Linked DNA regions of Homo sapiens: regions 1 and 2 are each linked to region 3. The links are chromatin loops, found by intact Hi-C in ENCODE. Cell type or tissue: OCI-LY7. All regions are shown on one strand.

Region 1 (8,000 bases), 520 kb before region 3:
GGAAGCATCAGTTTCTCTGAGTGCGAAGTCAGGAGATTGAGACCATCCTGGCTAACACGGTGAAATCCCGTCTCTACTAAAAAGACAGAAAAAAATTAGCCAAGTGTGGTGGCGGGTGCCTGTAGTCACAGCTACTCGGGAGGCTGAGGCGGGAGAATGGTGTGAATCCAGGAGGCGGAGCTTACAGTGAGCCTGGATCGTGCCACTGCACTCCAGCCTGGGCGACAGAGAGAGACTCGGTCTCAAAAAAAAAAAAAAATTTCTCAGAGTGATAGGCATGTGAAATACACAAACAGTTTGAAAAGTATAGGTAGAAAGGACATATTATGAAAATAATGCTGTGTTATGGACCAAATTTATCAAATGATATCTTTGTTTTTGCCAAATAAGAAATTATGAAAATATGATTACATTAAACAATTTTAAAATGCAACTACTTAGGAACACACTTGTGTAAATATGGAGACCTATGGAATGCAATTTATAGCCAGTGTACTGCAGTTGATTTTGAAACTGACATACGGAATTTGGCAATACATAGAACAGATTATGTAATTGACTTAATGTGAATAGTTGGCATTTACAATGTATTTAGCTTTTTGCTTGATCTGTTCTTTAAAATTAACTTCAGTGAGGCCCAGTGTCCTGGTAGCAGAGTGATTCAAAGAAAGAAAGATTACTATTAAATTAAGTCTTGCTTTTTTGAAAAATGAGAAATTCTGAATTGAAGTCAGCAATTTCAAAATATACTTAAGGCAATTATGAGGGAAGGTTATATTGGCTTGAAAAGATACTTCAAAATGTAAATGTCAGTTCTAATATTGCCTTAGCTAAATATTAGATATCCTTGATGGCTTTCTTATTGCAATAATTATCTTCCCACTAACCCAAATGCAAGAATGAAGATTATAATGGGATATTTCAATAGATCCAGAGGAGGTTAAATTTGGATAGGCCAAATGCAAAACTGACACCATTACAGTCCAATAGGACTGAATGTATTAACTGTTAAGTGTACTTGGAGTGAGTCTGACTAGCTCATGTTGAACCAAAAGGTTTATGCAGTAAAAATGGCATTGTGGCACATCAGAAGGCACAGTTGTAGATTAAATAACACTCATCAGCCATTTAGAAATGGCAAGTGTTGAGGAGAGCTGTCCGGGCGCGGTGGCTCACACCTGTAATCCCAGCACTTTGGGAGGTTGAGGTGGGTAGATCACTGGAAGCCAGGAGTTGGCCTGGCCAATATAGTGAAATCCCATCTCTACTAAAAATACAAAAAATTAGCCAGTGGTGATGGTGCATGCCTGTGGTCCCTGCTACTTGGGAGACTGAGGCACGAAAATGCCTCAGACCTGTGAGGTGGAGGCTGTAGTGAGCTGAGATTATGCCACGACACTCCGGCCTGAGCCTGGGCGACAGCAAGACTCTGCCAAAAAAAAAAAAAAAAAAAAAGAAGTGTAGAAAACTATTTTACTAATATATTTATCCCTATAGAAGCAGACATTTTATTTAAAAGGTACATTGCTGATGAGGGGTGGGGGACAGTTAAATAAATGAAAAAGCCCACTACCGTGAGGTTTTATTAAATGTCTAAGTTACCTTCCACGTGGAGAAAATAGCTTTCAGACGCACCAGGATCTCACACTTGCATGATTGTTAATGATGTCAGGCAAAACTAGTCAAAACCAACTAGGAAACAATATGGAACTGGCCAGTCTAATTTTTTTTTTTTTTTTTTTTTGAGATGGGGTCTAACTCTGTCACCAAGCTGGAGTGCGGTGGCCCAATCTTGGCTCACTGCAACCTCTGCCTCCCAGGTTCAAGCGATTCTCCTGCCTCACCCTCCCAAATAGCTGGGATTACAGGCACACCTGTAATAGTAGAGACCACCACACCTAGCTAATTTTTGTATTTTTAGTAGGGACGGGGTTTCACCATGTTGGCCAGACTGGTCTCGAAATCCTGACCTCAACTGATCCACCCACCTTGGCCTCCCAAAGTGCTGGGATCACTGGCATGAGCCCCCACGCCCTGCCGACCACTATTGATGTTTGTAGATCCAGTGAAGTTCAGAATTACAGCACATCTTTGGTCTTTTAATTTTTGTAAGTAAAGATATTATATAAAACATCTTCATCCTTCAACTTCATTCTCATCTTGGTTCTAATTTTGAAGGGAGGGTTCCCTGAGGGTTCTTATCTCCCTCAGGGAAGGGAGGTAGATCATTTCTTTCAAGATAGCCTATCTCTGCTGACCTTAAGTCATAGGAGTTCTTTAATTCTTAGAGACCTCTGCCTTCTCAGAGGCCAGTACCACCTCTAAAGTGTCGTGGCCCCTTGGTCTACACTGCAGCACCCCTCATCTGGGAAGTGCTGTTATCTCCAGTAAGCCCCACTGTATTCTTTATACATCTCTGGCCAGCCACATATAGAAATTTCCAGGCTGTCAACTTTTTCAGTGTGACTTGGTTCCAGCATCTTGTATACAGATCTTCGAGACCTAAAAAGAAAATCTTTTTTTTCTGCGTTGATGTATTTTTCTCCCTAGATGATGTTTGTCTTTTTCTTTTTCTTCTTTTTTTTTTTTTTTGTGACAGAGTCTCGCTCTGTCGCCCAGGCTGGAGTGCAGTGACACCATCTCGGTTCACTGCAACCTCCGCCTCCAGAGTTCAAGTAGTTCTCCGTCTCAGCCTCCTGAGTAGCTGGGATTACAGGCGGCCACCACCACGCCTGGCTAATTTTTTTTTTTTTTTTTTTTTTTTTTTTTTAGTATTTTTAGTAGAGATGAGGTTTCACTGTCTTGGCTAGGCTGGTCTTGAACTCCTGACCTTGTGACCTGCCCACCTCAGCCTCCCAAAGTGCTGAGATTACAGGCATGAGCCACCGAGCCTGGTCAGATGATGTTTGTCTTAATAAAGATGTCATTCATTCTTTGAGCAGTTCCAGTTACAGAGCTGGTCCTAATGATATACCCCATGAGCTTAACAGCCCTGGAACCCCTACCTGTCTTATCTGATAAGGGCAAAACTGTGATGAGAAAGAGGGTGGAAGAGAGGGCTTCCCTTGTATGCTTTTGTTCTTTTTTGTTTCATTAAAGATATTTCTTGGATAAACAGTTTTTCTCAATTGCTGTTCTAACAGTCTGGAAAATATAGGTCATGGTTTTGTGACTCTCTACTCTTACTATGTTAGAGATATGATAAAGCATCCATGTTGAGGGAAAATATGTGTTTCTGTTTAAAACCGTGGTTTCCCCATCTTGAAGGTGTTATAGTACTGCCTTTGTAAGTACTGGTGAGTACTTACAAAGTACTTACTGGTGAGGGGCTGGGTTTTTGCTCAGTTAAAAATCTGAAAGTAGCCAAGTGAACCTGGCATCAGGAAAGGGAGGGAACCTCTGTGGTTGTATTTTGTAACTGCAGTAAAAAAGCCAATGCGCATGATTAATCCTCCTAAGTCTTATTTGGGCCTAATGAGGAAAGGAGGAAGAGGGAAACCAGTTTGCATTATGTGGGAAGATAAAGATTTCTTCAATGGTTTGGTATTCTGAAGAGTTAGCTGAGGCCGGGAGGCACTGGGCTTTGTCTCCTCAGTGTTTCGGCCCTCTCCTTTCATATTGGTTTTCCTTTTTTAATTAAAAAATTAGTGCATTTCCTCTGCGGGTACCAGGCTCAGAAGCCTGCCATGCAAGTGGCTGAGCGAAAACCCCTCTTTGAGTGAGGAATCCCCAGCACAGAATGAGAGGGTCTTCATCTTGCAGCAGTGGCAAGGGTGAGAGTGAAAAGGCACCCTGCATTCTGTACCTGAAAAGAAATGCATTTAGAGGCTGGGCGTGGTGGCTCGTGCCTGTAATGTCAGCAATTTGGGAGGCTGAAGCGGGTGGATCATGAGGTTAGGAGTTCGAGACAAGCCTGGCAACATGGTGAAACCCTGCCTCTACTAAAAACACAAAAATTAGCCAGGCGTGGTGGTGCGTGTCTGTAATCCCAGCTACTCGGGAGGCTGAGGCAGGAGAATGGCTTGAACCCAGGAGGTGGAGGTTACAGTGAGCCGAGATTGTGCCACTGCACTCCAGCCTGGGCGACAGAGCAATACTCTTGTCTTGAAGAAAAAAAAAAAGAGAAATGCACTTAGATTTCAAATTTAGTTTGGAAAGAGAAATTATAATTGAATCACCTAATTCCCAGGCTTGTAAATGTTGTGTCCTTCAAAGCTTGAAAGCAAAATAACCACATAAATATTTGGGAGTGGTTCATACAAGTAAACGTCAAATACTTGAGACATTTTGGTTGCTTGGAAGCAAGGTCAAAGGAAATGGTTTGCATATGGTTTAGCTAGAAGCTCTTATTTTGGCAGATTCTTGAGGTAGTAACGGTCACAATGTGGATTTTATTGTTCTATTTTGACATGAAAAAGGTTTTTTCTCTTCTCTAACCTTCAGGATAGAGTTGCATAAGTAACATCAAGATAGGCATGTTCAGTCACCATAATTTTGTATCAGAGATGATGTGCCTTCATGAGCTGTGAGGTTTAATTTGCAGAATCATCAGTTTGGGCCGGCACGGTGGCTCACGCCTGTAATCCCAGTACTTTGGGAGGCCTAGGCGGGTGGATAACCTGAGGTTAGGAGTTCGATACCAGCCTGGGCCACATGGCGAAACCTCGTGTTTACTAAAAATGCAAAAATTAGCCAGGCGTGTTGGCGGACCCTGGGGAGCCAGAGGTTGCAGTGAGCGGAGATCTTGCCGCTACACTCCAGCCTGGGCGACAGAGACTCCAACTCAAAAAAAAAAAAAAAAAAGAATCACCAGTTTGTTACACCAGTAGGTTTCAGCCTGCCATCATTCATACTATACTGTGATTTGAATACAGGAGAAAGTGGGCTCTCTTGAATTACAGTTACCTCATCTGTTTGCAGCAGAACTCTCTCTCTGCAGGGCTACCTCCTAAACGGGGAGTGGGGAGGGAGGAGAGGGGAACTTGCAAAACTTGTAAATATCGATTGGGGTTGTTTGTGTACTTGGCACCAAGCTGGTTGCATTGGAAACTTTTCTCTCTGGATGGGTAGGTATGTAGGCCATCATGAAATTTACATGTGGTGAATGGGAAAGCTTCCTGTGGATCATCCTACCCTGAGAGTTCTTCAATCTGTATGACTGAATTGGTCTCTCCCCTTCAACCTTTTAGGATTTAATTTTCTCTTCAGTGGCCCATTATGACATTTACATACGTTGAATTTGAAAGATTCCCATACTCCCAGTCTCTTCTGTTACCGGTGTGCCTGGAGCAGTTTGTTGAATTTGTGAAATTTTGAGATAGAATGAATTTTGTAGGACCTGAATTTATTTATAATCTTATATTTATATTATAAATATGATGTATATTTAGATGTATATTTATGTTATAAATATAATGTATATTTAGATGTATATTTGTATGTCATGTATTTGTATTAACATGAAGTCTTTCTGATGATGATAAAACACTATTTTTAAACATTTAGCAGTTGATGACTACATTTTAGAGGTCATCAAAATGTTTTATTTTTTCCTCTCTTGAAGTTATTTGGTATAATTAAAAAAATTCATACTAAGGAAATTTATCAGGGTTAAAGATTCCTGTAATTAGGCATGTTTTGATGTTATTGATATCCTCTTTTCTGGTTTTGGAGTGGATACTTTCCCTGCTGTGACCTCTGTGCTCTGTAGTGGTTCTCCTAGGGAATTATATTCCAGTAATTCTGGGTATTTCTTTAAGGTGCTTTGTATTTCTTGAAGTGCCATTTTGATACTTTCAGTGTTCTGAACTGTACCTAGAACGTACTTTTTATAAAAAGGAAGCAGAGTCCATCCAGGCAGAGAGAGTACTGTGTGCCTGTAGTCTTGTCTATTCGCAAGGCTGAGGCCAGAGGATCCCTTGAGCCCAGGAGTTCAAGTCCAGGCTGGGCAACACACTGGGACCATGTTTCTTAAAAAAAAACAAAAACAAAAAACAAAAAACAAAAAACCAAAAAAACTAGGCAGTGCGTGGTGGCTCACACCTGTAACCCCAGCACTTTGGGAGGCTGAGGTTGGCGGATCACTTGAAGTCAGCAGATCACTTGAGGTTAGGAGTTTGAGATCAGCCTGGCTAACGTGGTGAAACCCAGTCTCTACTAAAAATACACAAATTAGCTGGGCATGGTGGTGCATGCCTGTAGTCCCAGCTACTCGGGAGGCTGAGGCAGGACAATTGCTTGAATCCAGGAGGCAGAGGTTGCAGTGAGCCAAGATTGCGCCACTGCACTCCAGCCTGGGTAACAGAGTGAGACTCCATCTCAAAAAACAACAACAATTAACAACAACAAAAACCAAAGCTAAACAAGAGCAGAATCCAGATTATTAAAATAACAATTTAAAAAGCATGATTGTCACAGGCTTCAATAATTACCTGCCTGCTCTTGAGTGTTTAGGTTGGTCTTGGAATCGGCCTGTCCCTGTGCTTGAGGAGTGGACCCTCAGGGTGTCACTGCCCTTCTTTGTGATCTCTTTTTAGCCTACTGTCCTTCCTTTGGTGCCTAACTCAGAAATAAACATTCTTAATCTGTTCAGCTTAATTGAGATTCAAACCTCTTAAAAAGTAGTTTTGTCAAGAGGCGTGTGAACCAGAGCAACTCCATTTTGAATAGGAGCTGGGTAAAATGAGGCTGAGACCTACTGGGCTGCATTCCCAGACGGTTAAGGCATTCTAACTCACTGGATGAGATAGTTGGTCAGCACAAGATACAGGTCATAAAGACCTTGCTGGTAAAACAGGTTGCAGTAAAGAAGCCAGCTAAAACCCACCAAAACAAAGATGGCCACGAGAGTGACCTCTGGTTGTTCTCACTGCCACACTCCCACAAGCCCCATGACAGTTTACAAGTGCTGTGGCAAAGTCAGGAAGTTACTCTATATATATAGTCTAAAAAGGGGAGGCATGAATAATCCACCCCTCGTTTAGCATATCATCAAGAAATAGCCATAAAAATGGGCAATCAGCAGCCCTTGGGCTGCTTTGTCTACGGAGTAGCCATTCTTTTATTACTTTACTTTCCTAATAAACTTGCTTTCACTTTACTCTAGGGACTCGTCCAGAATTCTTCCTTGTGGGAGATCCAAGAACTGTCATTTGAGGTCTGGATTGGGACCCCTTTCCTGTAATAGTTTGAATGTTAAAGTTTGTGCCATTGCATTCTTTGGTGTGATTGCTTTATTCTGAACTAGAGGTGAAGAATGTGGGGAATGTGGAATAAAATGAAGGGAATATATCAGTACAGATGGAGCTCATAATTTATGGTGAATTTCTCATTCCTCACAATTGGAGGGTATATGTTTGAAGTGAGTCAATTTCTGAATTTATTACCTAATTTGATTGTATGCCTTATACATTATATTTTTAAGAAAAAAATTAAAATAATTATTGTGCTCTGTGATCTCATTGAACGATGTAAATGATCTTGGGTCATGTAAAATGCTGAACATATAGGAGGACCCTACTTAATAATTTCCTTTGCGATGAAAATAGGGACACATTTTAATCAAAGACAAACTGTTGATGGTTATGTTTCTTAGACTAACCATGACTTCCGCCTGTGTTTATGGCAAGAAGGGAAAAGGAAAACACTTTCATCCACAGAAGTCATCAATTCTGTCATGATTGACAACTTGGGGGCCTCCAATTAAGCCTCATTTATACTCCCCACCCCCCATTTTTTTAGAGAATTGATTTTAAAGGGTATTGGGAGGAAGAAGTAATTAAGTCAGAGAGATAAAATGAGAACTTAAAACACTTCAGATTGTAGAGTAATGCATCAGAGGGATTCTTTTCAAGACAGAATTGTCTGTGATCCTTAACTGTGTGAATACACTCCTTGGATTTGAAATGAAGACAACCCCTTTCCACTTAGTCATGTGCCCTATGAGGCTTGTTTCTGTGTGGCTTGCTGAGACTCACTTAAAATGACATTGACTTTTATTA
Region 2 (8,000 bases), 350 kb before region 3:
GTCCCCCTGCTCCCCATTACTCATCACTTTACTGTTTTGGTTTTGTGTTCAGGACACTTATTACCATCAAACACTCTCTTACTTACTGATTTGTCTGCTGTCACCTCCCCATGCTAAAGGGTTAATCTCCAGGAGGGCAGGGACTGTGTCAGCCTCACGGCAGGAGCTCAGTCAGTGCTGCCTGCAGTGAGCAACACACTGGCATCTACACAAGTCTCTGCCCCCTCTTCCTCTCTGTCATTCGCCTGTATATGCCAAACAGCTGCTGAAAAGCCAGAAGAGGAGTTCAAGGACACTCACACAATCTTTGAAAAGACATGGGTTTTATTTCCTCTCCTTACCACCATGGCAGTGCGAGGGGCAGCGTTTCTGCTCTGCGCACCTCCATGGAGGCACGCACACAACCTTGCTGTGGTCAGCACACCCTCATCCTCACTCCGCTAGTGAGAAGACCCAAAGCTCTGCAGGGCTCGGGAGCACAGGTGTGTAGGCAGGATCCGTGCCGCGGCTCTTGCTAGCTCTGCTGCGAAGTGGTCCCACGAGGACAGTCATTCATTCATCATAGGGAGACTAGGAAAGGCTTGCAGCTTGGTTCTCCCATCTGCCTGGGTGCTCAGTGCTTACTGGCAGGGCCGCTGCGGCCTGGGCGTGTGGCTTTCTTGCCTGACTGCACATGCGTCTGCCAGTGGCTCTCGAGCACCCATAGAGAGCTTCCTTGTCCAGGCTTCTTGCCAGGACCCAGGGCTGGGGACAAATGTGCAAATGACAGGGACCAGCTCTGTAAGGAAGCAACAACTGCCCACATCTCCATCTGCTTCACCTGATGCTCGCCATCGTCTCTGGGTAATCCTGCCCCAACTATGCTGGCTACGGTTGCAGATAAATGTTTCCCATCTCACATGGATTGAGAGCTTGCTGTGTACCACCGATTCTGTGTTTTATGTTCCCTTACGGTTTAATCCTTGCAAACAATCCTATGAAGACAGCCTTTCAAACCTCGTTTTTAGAGTGCAGGAACTGAATGAAACTCAGAGAAATTAAGTGGCCCACATCTAGTAAGTGGCAGTCCAGGAGTCAGCTGGAAGTCTTCCAAACCCAAACTCATATTCTCATATTCTCATAGTCCATGACCTGGACCCACAGTGACCATCTGTCCCAAGTTGCCCAGGATGTGGGAATTTTACTGCTAAAACTAGAAGAGTCCCAGACAACCTAGGATGGTTGGTGGCTTCACCTGTGCAGGTGAGGAGGTGATCATAGTCGGTCCAGTTGAGTTTAGGCCTAATCTAGGTTTCTGATAAAAGGAAAATATATCCTTTTTCTTCCCCATTTCCTTCTTTGGCCTTTTGCTAGTCAGCTTTTAAGATGCATGTGTTCATCTTTTGTCATTGTTCCTAAATGACACGTATTATTAAACACCAATATTTGAAGTTTGGTAGGAGCTGGCCCTTGACTCCAAGCTTGTTTGGGTTGGGACATTACTTTTTAATGATAGGTAGGTGACATGGTTTGGCTCTCTGTCTCCACCCAAATCATGTGAAATTGTAATTCCCACTGTTGGGGGAGGGGCCTGGTGGGAGGTGATAGGATCATGGTGGGAGATATCCCCCTTGCTGTTCTTGTGACAGTGAGTTCTCATGAGATCTGGTATTTTAAAAGCATGTAGCACTCCCCCCTTCTCTCGCTCCCTCCTGCTGCCATGTGAAGACGTGCCTGCTTCTCCTTTGCCTGTCACCAGGATTGTAAGTTTCCTAAGGCCTCCCCAGCCACGCCTCCTGTACAGCCTGTGGACCTGTGAGCCAATTAAACCTCTTTTCTTTCTAAATTACCCAGTCTCAGGTTGTTCTTTATAGCAGTGTGAGAAGGGACAAAAAAGTAGGAGTTTTGGGTTTACTTTATATTCACCTTCTTCCATTTTTAAGTTGTGCCTTTGTTGTCCTTCATGAGATAATTTAGCAAGTCTTGGTCAACTTGGAAGTGATTCTACACAGGTTGTGCAGATTGTGGGGTCAATGTTCACAGCAGGACAGCCTGAGGAGGAGCCTATGGGGAGCCTTGTCTGAGGGTGGACCTGCTGAGGCTGGTGGAAAGCCGGTGTCCTCCTTTCCTGGGGATGAGGGACCAACTCCAGGGCTCCCTGATGTCCGCTTTGATGACTTCACATACAACGTGTGGCTCTAGTGACTCCACAACCACTAAGCCGTTTCACCAACAATGCCCAGACGGACCATTCTTAGCCATTCCCCCCTACTGTCTCTTGTCTCTGTTTCTCCCTCTTCTCTTACCTCCCACAAAATAGCCTTTGCCATCTTAGTTTCTCCCGAGGCTAATTTCACCGAACTTTTTGCTGGCCAGTGAGAATTAACTTCAGTTAATCAGTTAAAGAGATTATTCAGCTAAAAGGTAAACAGGGGAGGGTATTTCTAGTTAATTAGTGAGAAAGAAGTTAAAAAGTTTAAAGGACTCCTTGATTTGTAGTATGTTGTAACTGGGGAGCTGGAATCGGTGTTACTTCTGTAGGTGCTGACACAAAATCAGTGGGGGTGAGGCCGAGGTACCTGGATTGTCAGTGGCCTCCCACACCGCCCTGTGATTCTGATGCACCCCAAAGTCTGAGAACTGTTGCCCTGACCCAATTACTCCCACAGCCCCAGAGCACGGCAGGGGTCCTTGTACAGGGCCCTAGTTCCCTTGCAATCTCTTTGCCTTTTAGTTTTAAAACTAGCTATTCATCGCTGGTTAGTTAACTGTTATGCATTTCTACAGGACTGCATTGTTAGGAGCCTCGACTTGGCTTCTCCACAACCACATTCAACATTGGCCTTCCAAACCCACTCCACTCCTGTGCTGTCTATTGCAGGCCTGTGCCCTCACCATGCGCCCGGTCCGGTCTGGAAACCCGAGTCTCTGTGTTTCCGTCCCCTCTGGCTTGGTCCTCAAGCCTCTGCATCTTCCCTGGGTCATTCAAGTCTTCCAGGTGATGCCTATATTGTTAGTCTCTACAGTCTGGCCTTACAGCATCGTCAGAGCTGCCCTAAGGCCCAGGTGGAGTTGTGGGTCCTCTCTCCGCTGCCTCCCTGAGTTCTGACTCTTGGTGTGTTCAGGGACTTCCTGCCTCCGCACCTCCCACCCCATGCTTTGGCCACAGCACAGACTCTTCTGATTCCGTAGCTATGCTTCTGCTTTTCCCTCCACCTGGCTGCTCTGGTCATAGAAATTCTACCCCTCACTTAAGAACACCCCCAGAAGTCACCTCTGTGAAGCCTTCTTTGGTTCTTCTAAAATAAGTGAGTTGCTCCATCCTCTGTGTCTGCCAGCACTTTCTCTGCTCCTCTGGACTTCATTGGTCGGGGGTGGGGGGTGCTACTGTTGGTCTTGCAGCCACCCTGGATTGTGACCTCGCAGAGGTCAAGGGCTGTGCTGACGCCCCCCATGTCTGCGTGTTGACAGCAGACTTACTGGGGACACGCTGTAGAGCTCCGATGATGGCTGTTGGCCGAATGGATGAATGGCTTCATTAACTTCACTGCAACACGCAGGAGTCCTTGATCTCCCCCCTTGAAAGGTATTGGGGGTTTCCCTAGACACTGCCACTTCAAAGCCATACAGAAAAAATTAGAGCTAAAAGAGGCAACATTGTTTATTTCTCAAGAAGATGCTTTGGTGTTCCTTCCTGCAGCTGTGAGAGGCCTCCTGTTTGACCTTGACGTTTCCCTGTCAGGCTACACAGCGGTTAAAGGCAGGGCCCCGGAGGGTGTGCCACGGTGCCCAGAGAGGGAGGGGTAGTGGGCGCTGCCCTCCAGACTGCGTCCCCAGTCTGGGAGAAAGGGGCACTCGTCCTGACTGGATTGCCCAGACGGGCACCCCTTTCCTAACTTGCCTGCCCAGAAAGACATGTGTAATTCCTCCACCCGGAGGGAATGATTTCTGCTAACTCACAGAGAGGCTTTGACTTGTCACTCTGCCTTCTAGAAGTGACCACATGTTTTTTTTGCTCTCGGCAAGGGGGTGCCCTTGGCTGCTCTCCGGTGTGGGAGTCTTCCCCTTAATCCTTGCTCCTGGACGTTTGCATTTTCACAACGACCCTTTGTGGCAGGTGGGTCCCTGCCTTCTTCAGATGACCTTGAATAACACTGTCCTCTGCACTTCTGGCCGCCACGGAAGAGGCATGACTGCTGTGAGTCTGGGGCCTTGGAACCATTTTAGACCAAGGCAGGAAAAATAAACAGATGGGCGAGGTAGGTGGCTGCCCTTGAATTCTCACTCTCATTATGCACCCATTACTGGTGGCCAGTTGAGTAAGCATTTAGGACTTGGCTTTGCCATTTGTCAGCTGATTAAACAATAGAGCTTTACTGAGCAGCTCCCATGGGCTCGTGTCACTATACCTATTTTACAGAGGGAGAAACTGAGTTTCAACAAAGAAATTGCACCGAACCCAGAACTAAACAGGACCGGGCTGCCAGAGGGTGCTTTTCTGTGCTGAATCATGGGACCTTCTTGCTGACCAGAGCAGAGAAGAAAAGTCTCCTGTGGTCGGTGGAGTTTTTACTTTTTGGATTTTCTCCCCTATGACTGATCTCAGTCCTTGCCTGGCCACTCCTGCCTGTCCTACAAACACCGAAAACCACTGTCCTTTTCTCAGCCGTCATTTAGCAGTCGGGAAGCGTGTGTCCTGACGTATGGGCTGCAGTCAAGGCGGGGGCCCTGACAAACAGGATTCATTCACCAGGCCCTGGCCTGCCAGCTCCCTCACGGGCGTCACATGGGGCCGAATGAAAAGAGCAGGGGGTGCCCGCCAGGGAGGCCTATCCAGGGGCTTTCTTCCCCGCGGCGCCGTTCCCTGGGCCTGCCAAGTCCCACGAGCCAGCACACTGGAGAAGCGTTTTCAAAGCGAGGCCTTTGCCCTCCTTGACAGGCTCCTCAAAGCCTGCCTCGCTCTGGCAGTGCCTGGGAGATCCTGTGAAAGGCGCTTTTTGTTCACCCTCCTCATTGGGGACATCTTTGGGGAGCCACTGCTTGAGAAGCACAGTGTGAGCTGGAGGACACTTGAGGCAGGGCCACTTCGGTGGGCAGCGGGAGGAGCAGAGTCCGGGGAGCCGGGCAGGCAGGGAAGGCGCTGGAAAACGCGGAGACTGCTCCTGGGAAGCGTACATTTCATAACTGAGAAACACTGCCCAGAAGTTTCTTTTAGAAGTGGGAGGCAAAGAGCGCTTAACCTTTATTTTTATTTTTATTTCTTTAGTTGCACGGCTGTGTTTGGTGTACAAATAACACCTGGGGTCTGTGGTGATGGGTCCTTAGGAATAGAGAGAAAGAGAAATGGCCTTGGAATTTAGTGGCCTGAAGACATAGTTTAAAAATTCATTTCCGGACCTCAACCTACGGCCTTTGACAGAAAGATGGGTTTGTTGTCTGCTGTGAAATAAAAGCCATCTGAGGCTTGTGGGAGCATGATGAGCACCAGAGTCCGGCTTAGAAATCACGCTGATGGCCCAGAAAACTCAGCCAACCACAGATACCATTGCTGCTTCTAGAAGCCCAGGACACTGGCACTGTGAGGCAATGCTGGAGATTCGTCCTATCCCTGGTCTCTTGCAAACATTTTAAATTGAAACCTTTAATAGTCAGCATGAGAGCACTCGGATTCAATTATATTCATCTCTGAAGATGTCCTGATATCGCCTACTTGTTTATAAAAATTAATCATAAAATATTGAACTAGTGGAGGGTTTGTATGTTTTCTATAAAGTCTAAAAAATGAATTCCATTTGGATCCAGTGAAAGGTGAATTAACGAATTATTCCCTCAGTAGGACAAGAATGTTGAAGAAAAAAACTGAATGATTTTTCTTTTGAACAATTCTTAGCCAATACAAACAAAAAAAATCAACAAACGAAAGCAAGCCAAACAACCAAACACCTCTCCAGTATTGCGTTTAGACCAGTTTGTACAAAGTTGGTACTGGTTTTATGACCTAACTTTTTCCCCCACTGTTTAAATAGATTTGGACATTATCTTTCAAATATGCCATTTCCAAGGAAGGTCTGAGTGGGCTTGCTTTTGCAGTGCATTTACAAAGCAAGCTATCGAACTGGCTCACAAGCCAAACAGAGGCCCCTGAAAAGACAATATCCCTTCCTTCCTGAGGCAGATATTTCAGGATTGGGGAAGCAGAGTTTCCTGTGTTCTCACAAGGGGCTGAGATAAAGAAACCCAGGGCAGTTTTGGAAAGAATTCAGCCTGCCACAAGCACGAGGCTGTTGTTTTTGTGTGCAGGGCCCCATTTCACAATGAGAGGCCTGCCTGGCCAGAGTGACCGTGGGGACAGGACGTGATGTGGACAGGGCTTTGGAGCTGGAAGAGTCCTCTCAAAGTGTGATGTTGAGAAGCAGTGATGCAGAGGACTCCCTGGAATGGTCAGCACTTCTCTCCCTCGTCCCACCTCTTGCGCCAACCCACCCACCATCCTCACCTTTGATTATCCACACACGTGTGTCTTACTGCTCCTCTTCCGTACCATGAGAGCGTCAGAAATCTTAGTGCCCTCTGCGAATGTTTATTTAGTTTCCATTATGTTTTCCCCTTGTTTCTATGATCAACAAAAGGCAAAACAGAGAAGTAGGTATTCGCCTTCAATGTATTTCCCCATCTGTCATCCGATTTCCTTTTTTATGTTTTCTCCACCCCCAGCCTATTTACTGTCCTGCATCCTGTAGGAGCCTCTACTGCAATGAATGAAAGTAATCTGACAGCCTGGGCAACATGTGAAAACCCGTCTCTACCAAAAAATACAAAAAATTAGCAGGGCATGGTGGCACGCGCCTGTAGTCCCAGCTACTCAGGAAGCTGAGCTGGGGGGATCCCTTGAACCCGGCAGGGAGGCAGAGGCTGCAGTGAGCTGAGATGGCACCACTGCACTCCAGCCTGGGCGACAGAGTGAGACTCTGTCTCAAAAAAAAAAGTAACTTGAGTATTTAATTCATGCAGAGATATTGATGTACGATAACTGTAGCCTCTAGCCAGAGTTTTATTGCATTTAAAAGAAGTCCATGAAAGAAAAAAAAATTTTACCAAATGTAAAAGTAATAACAATAATGATAATAATACAGCCATAAGGAAGAAAAAAAATTCAACAACATAATAACAAGTGTCTGTTGATAGGGATTAAGGCGTAGGTGGAAAGGAAATGGGAGGAAATAGAAAATCATTAATTTTCTCACCTTTTGTATTTGGGAGATAATAGATACTATTTGATTTCTGATTAATTGATAATAGAAAATTAAGCATCTTATTTAAAATCGAGGAGGTAACCACTATTAGGACTAAAATTCAGATTACACAGAAAACAGAGGAAACAATAAATAAAAGAAATTATTTAAGATGATAGAATTGTGACAAATGTATTATAATAATAAATGTAATGAGATCAACTCATTTATTAAAATAAATAAACTCACAAAAATGGGTAAAAAAATCTAAATACAACATTGTACTGTCTTTAAAAAAGTAACTGAAGCCAAGTGACTCAGAATCGGAGATAGTGCTTCAACTCCCAGAAATATCCCTCTAACAGTGGAATTCCAGGCACTGTGGCATTTGGGAGGGGTAGATATTTTTGGACTAAGCTTTCCTAGCCTCTAAAATCAGACCATATGGTTGCCAGCTCATAAGACCAACCCTGTGTGCCTCAGTGTTTGTTCTAGATTGCTGAGCTTCCAAAGGGCAGGGGCTGTGCCTGCTTTGTTTAATTCCAGGCATTTCAGAGAAGTTCCATGTGCAGACACGTGTTTTGGTGTGGAAGAGTTAGAGAAGGGCAGGATTAGGGACATTTGTGCTTCCCAGTCCGTTAGGTGGAGTGTCTCTGGTAGAGAAGCCTCTCAGGAAGTTATGGTGGCTACTCAGGGCCTCGAGTGTGCTGTTTGATGTCTCCAAGCATTTGCATTCAATGGATCAGCACTTGATTTATCAGGGTTCACCTATGGGTTATGGTTTCTGAG
Region 3 (8,000 bases):
AGCCCTATGAGGTAGAAACTATCCTCCTCAATTATATGGGGGAAAATCAAGAATAAGAAAGTAACTACCTAAAGTACATGCAACTAAAGGGTGACTGGTTTGGGGTTTGAAGCCAGGTCTTTTGGACTCTAGAGTCCTGCAGTCTTGACCACTGTGCGTTCTGCCTCACCTCCAGCGTAGTCTGTGTTTGAGGGCTTTTTCCTGTTGAATGAGCGTCTTCTCTGTACTCCTCTGATGCAAGTCAAAGCCACAACCATGGGCCAGTGCTGGATTTCAGAGAAATGTGATGTAGGTGTTTATGGCAATGCTGGTAATAACCATGACTCATCTTCCAAGACAGACCTACTATGTGGGGTAGAGGAGAAGAGTGGTTTAGAGTCAGAGACCTGAGTTAGAATATTGTCTGTATGACTTAATGAGTAGTATGACCTTTCTTAGTTTCTTAATTTGGAAAATAGTGAACATAATATCTCCTTTATAGCTTATTGTGAAGGTTATGTGTATAGTACCTGGCATAGATAGCACCTGCTACAGGATATTTTTATTATTTATTATTATTTTTTCCAAGGGAGTCAGATAAAGTTCTATGGGAAGGAACAGCATGAGTTTGAGTTCCTAACTGAAAAGACACAGATGTTTTTGAGAACTACAACATGGATGGAACTTGAAAACATTATGCCAATGAAAGAAGCCAAAGGCCACATATTGAATGATTCTATTTATATGAAATGTCCAGAATAGGCAAATCTATACCAACAGAAAGTAGTTTAGTGATTGCCCAGGACTGGGAGGTTGAGGGGAAATGAGGAGTGACCACTAATAGGGACAGAATTTCTTTTGGGGGCAAGAAAAATGTTCTAATATTGATTGTGGTAATGATTGTACAACTCTGTGAACATATTTAAAATTGTTGAATCATAGACTGAAGTGAGTGAATTGTAAGGCACTATAATTATATCTCAATTAAAAAGTATTAAAAATAAGTTTCTGGTATATGTTTAGTTAAAATAAATGGATAAATACCATGCTTATATTGAATACATTTCCCTGAAAAGACATATCCTATCTCTTTCTTAGCCAAGGCACTGAGAAGAAAGTTTCAAAAAATGGATATTAATTTTTTTTTTTTTTTTTTACAAAAAAGCGAAAGGCAAAACAAACTCAGGAAGAGAAGCCAGATGGAAAAAAATAGAAAGCCCGGAATGAGATTGCCTATAAGTCTGCCCTTACCCTGACTCATGCTCAGCAGGGCATGCATTTAAGCTGTTTGTTACAAGGGTGATGGATCTGCTGTGACTCATCCACACTGTCTTGTAGGGACTACATGTGACAAAATGGCCTCCAGGAAAAAACACTTTGACCTTGCCCCATGGGCCACACAGATGTGTGCACATTTGTGAGCCAAGGAAGTGGAGGACAACTTGTTGTTTGTGGAATCAAACCAGGGTGTCTGAATCCCAATTAACTGACCTATCCAAGTCCAGCTCGAGGTATTTAATCCTCAGCAGGTATAATACCTGCCAAAATATGAGAAGATGCAGAAGTTACTTGGTCATAAACATATTGTTTCTTGTCTTTGAAAAAAGAAAATAAACTATAAAAGCACCTGGCTCATGTGAGGACCTTACTGGATGTTTGTGGAATCTGTTGTTGTTGGAATGAATCCAGCCATGGAAGATCTTGTCTCCATGACTTTTACGTAATTAGTGAATTCAGCGGAAAAAAAGGAGTTGAACTTCTTTTATGACATAGAAATAATTTTTATTTTTGTAGTCCTTACAGTTCATAGAGTGCTTCTACGCCAATGGCTCCTTTAATTTTTGAACAACACTATGGAGACATGGAATGCTAGAGAGCAGACTCAGAGCAGGTGAGTGGTTTTCAAGGCCACATGGTCAGGGCAGGAACTAGATCCAAGTCCAGTTATTTTCCCAGGACATGTGAGCTGAAATTACTTGCCCTAGTTGATGAACTCAGTTTTTCAACTTTGCAAGGGATTACACAGATGCGCCCTAGCATCAAAGAGTATTGTTGGTAAAAACATTACATATGACAATGATAGGGGATGGCCAACCTAGCCACTACTTCTTGAAGCCAAATGAGTGTGAAAGCCTAAGAGTAGAGAATTCGCCTCCTATGGGGAAAGGAGCTTAACAAAGGGGTTAGGAGTGCAGGTTTGGAACCAAATTCTGACTCCACTACAGTTTCATCACCTGTAAATTAGGGGTAATATCACTACTATATAAGATTATTGTAAGGATTGAGTGTGCTGCTGTGTGCTAGTGTTTAGCACAGTGCCTGGCACAGAGTATGTGCTCATTAAAAGCTATTTTTTATTGCCCATTTCTTTCTCCTACTTCTCTTTATTTCATTCACTCATTATCATCCTCTTTACTGTCATTTGCTTGAGAACATGCAGGGTCATCTCATAACAACTGTAAATTTACATCACTTGTGAGGAGGCATAACCACAGGATTCCATATCTACAGAATCAGGGTAATCTGACTTTAGGAAGGAATGATGAGCTCCCCTTAGCTTCCTTAATATTTGAGAGCTGAGGCCAGTGTGGTTATGCTTGTTCTCCAAATGTTATTCACCCATCAATTCAATTCTCCATATTTTTTTCTATCATTTGTTAAGCTCCAACCATGCTTCGAATTTAAAGCCAAGGCAGTTCTACCAGTGAAGACTGGATCATCTGCTGAGCTGGAGAGAGCTGGTGGCTCTTTCAGGGCCAGGTCACAGAAGCACAGGTCAGAAATTGAGGCAGGAGAATAGGGCCTGGAGGCAGGGAACCTAAAGCTGATTCACTCTGACTTTCTAGAACTAAATCAAAAGGAAAACCCTAACTATCCACACCCAAGTAACAAAAGGACCAGAGGCTACTCCCTTTGCAACGCTCCCCTTTTCTGTGTGGCAGAAATTGAAAGTACCTCTGATTGGTCCCCTCCCACAACCAATCAGGCTGGTCGCAGGCCAAGTCTTCATTTACATAGGAGTATAACTTTGTAACTTCATTTCAGCTTCTGATTGGTTGCTTCCTGCAACTAATCAGATGCTTGATAGGGCGTAACGTTGTAACTTTGCTTCAGCCTCTGATTGGTCCTCTCCTGCAACCAATCAAACTGGTAGTGGGCCACTACTTCATTTACATAGGGTATATACCAAGTAACCAATGGGAAACCACTAGAAGGTATTTAATCCCCTGAAAATTCTGTGACTGTGATCTCAGCTGCTTGCTCGGCCCGCTCCCACCCTGTGGAGTGTACTTTCGTTTTCAATAAATCTCTGCTTTTGTTGTTTCATTCTTTTTTTGCTTTGTTTGAGCATTTTGTCCAATTCTTTGTTCAGGATGCCAATAACCTGGGCACCCTCCACTGGCAACAAAATGACCAAAATAATTTACAGCTGGGCTTGGGGATGGACCATCTAAAGAGCACATGGCACCAGAGGGCCAGGTGGTGAAATAAGAAACAGGATTGTTGTTAGTGTGAGTCACAAAGGTAGAGCTGTGGTCAGAACCAGAAGGCATAGCCATGGCCTTGCATCCCCATAGGCCAGAGGAGGTTTGCCCTTATCTGTTTGCCCTCTTGTCAGAGGTCCAAATGGGGCAGCAAGTACAGGTAGGGATATGGTGAGGGTGGATGTCACAGCTCAAGACCTCAGTCATGGAGGCTAAGGCAACAGGCACCTCAGTGTTGCAATCTAAGCTCTTAGACACAGGCCAGTGCAGAATCTGGGATAGGTGAGTGGTTCACTCTGCTCCCCACCACACACTGGGGAATGGTTGTGCCCTGTGTCGGGGGCATCACACCTCTAACCTCCAGGCAGGCCCAAGCCAGCAGATGCAGGTGGTTGCTTCTTTTCCAGGCAAACACTGTCATTCAGAGACTGGGGCTTACAGCAGAGGACCCTAAAGGAAATCATACTAGCTTTCAAATGCCCTAATTTATTATCGACCTGCCTAAGAAATGAGAGGTAAATGTAAACCAATACAAGGTTCAAGTTGAAAATCTTTTGATTTCTAAACTACAAGAGTTACTGACCCATTAATCAACTCTGTTGATCAGCAAAGGCTCTTTGACCCCAGGAACCAATCACCACAGCTGCAGGTAATCTCTGTGTGGCCAAACATCCATCCTCTTATCTTCTGCTAAATCTTTTGGTGGTGTGCACCTGTGCAATGAGGTAAACTACATTCTTTGCAATTTGTCCAGCTTAAACCAGTTCTTGCTGTAGGTGAATGTTGATTAAAAATCTACCTTGCATGAATTGTTAATGGTGTGCTATTGGGGAGAGTGGAAAATACTCTGAAACGCATCTCTGTGAAGAGATGAATTAAGTAAGCAGCATAATGAAAAGAGCATTGAGTTAGGATTCAGAGACCTTAATTCCAGTCTTGGCTCTATTAACTAGACTATAATCTGGATTGGCCTCAGTGTTATTGACTGTTAAATAGGGATCGTACTTTCACTGTCACAATGATCTGATGAGATAATGCAGGTAGAAGGATTTTGGAAACCAAAAAGTACTTAATTCTTTCATTCAAAAGTATTTGCTAATAGCAGCATGTTTGCTAACTAAACGTAGCAGGCCAGGAGAGGGCAAACAAAGAGGATGAACAGAGCTGGCATCATCTGGGACTCCATGCCAACTAGAGGATGAAGCTGGGCCTCAACTTTTATGAGAGAAGGAAGCATAGTGGGGAGGCCTAGAGAGAGGAGCAGGGTCTGGAGCCTGGGAGATAAACTGAGGCGGGAAGGAAGAGGCAGCTGCCTCAGGTTCAACAGGCAAAGATTATATCCAGGAAGCCAGACTGCAGGGACCAGAAACTACAGCCAGGAGCCTGAAAACAGAAGATGAGAGGTTCAGGAAGGGGGACCTGGGAAGAAATGGCCAGTAACCCCAGCTGCTATTCTGCATCAACAATCAGCAGTCTGAATGGAGAACAAGCACTTTCAAAGTTTCTTCCCCTTTCCAGACCAGTTGAACAAATGGCCACAAAAGCAAGCTCTAAGAAGCATGAAATGAAATAGTAGTTCTCAAACTTGAGTGCACATCAGGAACTCCTGAAGGGCTTCTGAAGACACAGGTGGCTGGGCCCCACCTCCAAGGTGTCTGATTCTGGAGGTCTGAGGTGGAGCCCTCCTCTGGAGTATTTGCATGTCTAATAAGTCCCCAGGTGCTGCTCATCTGTAGGGCCTGGGGAAGACACTTAGAGAACCCAACAAATTGCATCAGTGACTGTGAATTCCTAACCCAGGAGAGAAAAGGTAAGCAGAGGGAGCATGTGAGGAGCACCCTGGCTCCCTTCCTTCAACCTGCCTTCTGCAGCTCTTCTCACCTGGTTCCAGTGCAGGCTCAGACCCACCCAAGGAAGGGTCCCAGGCCAAGAGCCCTGGTATGGATTGCACTGCTGCTGCCTTCTCCATCTCACCTTGATTTGGGGCATGGGCAGATTAACTCTTCACCAGAACACCTGGTGCCCTTTCTGCTTTGCCTCGAAAGACACAGGTTTAGAACTTCCACTTACGGACACAAAGTTTGGGGGTATTTTTTTTTGTTTGGAATATTGCAAGTGGGAAGATCGTGGGCTGTGCCATGTTAAATCTCTTCTCTGATGCTTTGTCTGCCTGCCTTCTAGAGTTCCATGTTCTCGCTTTCTATGATTCTTCTGCAGTAATGGTGCAACTTAAACTGGGGGATGTTGGGGTCAGTTTAATATCCATTCTGGCAAACTTTGCATAGTTTTAGCAGTGTGAGAGATCATGCATGTAACTTCTTCCTTCCCCACCCCTCACTTCCTGTCCCCACCCTAAGAATACACCCAGAGGCTTACATTCTTCATTCATTATTTTCTAAATGCTTTGGTGGTGAAGAGAAAAAGACTAAGTAGAATAAAAGAAGTGAACTGCTACTGAGGCCCAGAGGAGGGAGTGGGGATGGGCATGACTGGGACATAGAAGTTTCTCTAAACTGGTATTTCCAAACTTTGGCTACTCATTAGACTCACCTGGGAGCTTTTTATAACCACTGATGCTGAGGACATGGAATTCTGATTTAGTTGATCTGGGGCCGGGGCCTTTGCATTGGAAAATTTGAATCTCCCTGGGGGATTCTAATGTGCAGCCAAGCCTGAGGGATTCTGTTTGCAACCAATTTTATTAACAACACCTGGCTGCTGAGCACAGCTGCATTTTTGTTCAACTCCCTTTTAACAACCACAAGCCACCTATAGAGTAAAAGTCCATGCTGCAAACCTCTAAATTTAGACAGGTAAGAACCGAAACCTCCTCTAGATATCTTGAGACTAAGTGGGATGGCTCATGCCTCTAATCCTAGCACCGCAGGAGGCCAAGGTGGGCAGATCGCTTGAGCTCAGGAGTTTGAGACCAGCCTGGGCAGTATGGCGACGTCCCATCTCTACAAAAAATACAAAAATTAGCCAAGCGTGATGGCATGTGTCTGTGGTCCCAGCTACTTGGGGGGCTGAGGCAGGAGAATTGCTTGAACCTGGGAGGTCAAAGCTGCAGTGAGCGGTGATAGCACTACTGCACTACTCCAGTCTGGGTGACAAAGTGAGACACTGTCTCAAAAAAAAAAAAAAAAAAAAAAAAAAAAAAAAAAAAAAGGACTAAATGGGAAAGATTTTAAAAAATGCAAGTTCAGAGAGAGCAGCAACAAAATCCCAGGCTGGGGAAAAAAAGAGACTGAGACCAATTCAGGGACATGAGCCAAAGAAGGTGTCAGAGCCAAGAAAGCAAACTTCCAGGATCAGGGATGAATAAAGCTTGATTCTAAAGCCAGTTGTGTATGTCCCGTGTTCTGGGCCAGTCCTGGGTGGGTGAGACTCAATTCACCTGGGGTGTTCACAGCCAGGATATAAAATATGGGAAGCTAGAAGGGTCTTCAAAGGAAGGAGATAAAAAGTAAAGAGTGCGGAGAAAATAATTTGTTTTCTATGATATTCCATAACCAGTTCCACTGTGTTTTATTCACCAAATCAAATATTTTTGATGTTTTATAGATACAGCCTGAGACTATGGGACTCCAAGCACAAACATTCTCTTAGAGCAGTAATTCTCAGACTGTAATAGCGCAAATGAATTCCCTGGGGATCCTGTTGAAAAACAGGTTGATTCTAATTCCATAGACCTGGGGTGGGGCCTGAAGGGCTTGAGATTCTGCATCTCTCACAGTCCCCGCAAGTGATGCTGGTCTGAGTAGCAAAGACACAGAGGACAGAGATGGTGTCTATTTACAGTGCATCGAAGGACACCTTGAAGAAACCTGTCTAGTTGTTATTGACATGTTGGTTGACACCTGTGTTTCCTCATTACTCAGCTAACTGAAGGGGGTCTATGGTTTTTGAGGAAAGTCCCATTTCTTGAGAAAAGTAACTTTCTGAAGACGTTAAGTACTGGAACATACCTATTTCATGTCACCCCCTCAGACACTCCCTCTCTTTCCCCACATCTTTCCCCTATAAAACCCTGATATTCTAATGACTGAAACTAGACTTGCATTGACCTAGTGAGGCAAGAAGCACAAATAAGTAACCTGTTACCTGGGAGCACAACAGCAATTCTTTCATAAATGAATGTCAATGAGGGATAATTTTCTTCTGTAGCAGAATCTCTACACCTGACAGTATTCTTAATATACTTTAATTAAGAGGTTAATCTGTTGTAGAAATTGCTTTTCTCTGAAGCCACCTGAAATCAATTTAAACTCAATTACAAGTGGTTAGCTATTGTTTATGTGGTTAAAGATTAGAGAATACATTTTTGCCTGTCAGGAGCCATCAGAGCAAATTTTGAATGTCACGATCAAAGGAGAGTCTGAATAGTTGAGTGCTCTTTAATGGGCATAGAGAAACCATTAGAAAATGTAATCAGTCATATTTGATGACTTGACCTTGGGACTCAGCTAGAAAAAGGTCTAATCATGTCTATCCCATAAGTGACACCAGGATGGCTCTGCTGAAATTAATTGATCA

The links. A loop is a pair of places that touch in the nucleus more often than their neighbours do. Peaks named below come from ENCODE experiments on the same cell type or tissue, not always from the same donor. Only the 100,000 strongest peaks of a DNase experiment are listed, where the experiment ranks them.
Region 1: it touches region 3 in a loop (4-fold over the local background); 5 of 110 quality-filtered maps call a loop at or near these places.
Region 2: a loop joins it to region 3, with 9 times the contacts of the local background. A loop is called at or near these places in 2 of 110 quality-filtered maps.

The regions. Positions count from the first base shown.
Region 1 is chr13:40,649,093-40,657,092 of GRCh38, reverse strand. All of the region lies in intron 1 of FOXO1 (forkhead box O1), which reads left to right. Among named protein-coding and RNA genes, the nearest start is that of FOXO1, 14 kb to the left of the region's middle. RefSeq lists enhancers at 4,336-4,856, 4,857-5,378. In OCI-LY7, a CTCF peak has its summit at 4,609; DNase peaks (open chromatin) are centred at 3,362, 4,332, 4,712, 6,882 and 2 weaker places; H3K4me3 peaks cover 5,168 bases; H3K27ac peaks cover 7,517 bases.
Region 2 is chr13:40,476,474-40,484,473 of GRCh38, reverse strand. LINC00598 (long intergenic non-protein coding RNA 598) reads left to right here and starts at 3,470. Exons shown (of 7, transcript NR_024507.3): 1 at 3,470-3,565. In OCI-LY7, no CTCF peak of the experiment used is centred here; DNase peaks (open chromatin) are centred at 623, 3,143, 3,623, 5,483 and 4 weaker places; H3K4me3 peaks cover 6,816 bases; H3K27ac peaks cover 6,686 bases.
Region 3 is chr13:40,124,735-40,132,734 of GRCh38, reverse strand. The region is part of intron 1 of LOC124903162; the gene reads left to right. Among named protein-coding and RNA genes, the nearest start is that of LINC00332, 53 kb to the left of the region's middle. In OCI-LY7, CTCF peaks have their summits at 4,724 and 4,936; DNase peaks (open chromatin) are centred at 5,004, 5,804, 6,204, 7,234 and 1 weaker place; H3K4me3 peaks cover 4,507 bases; H3K27ac peaks cover 5,246 bases.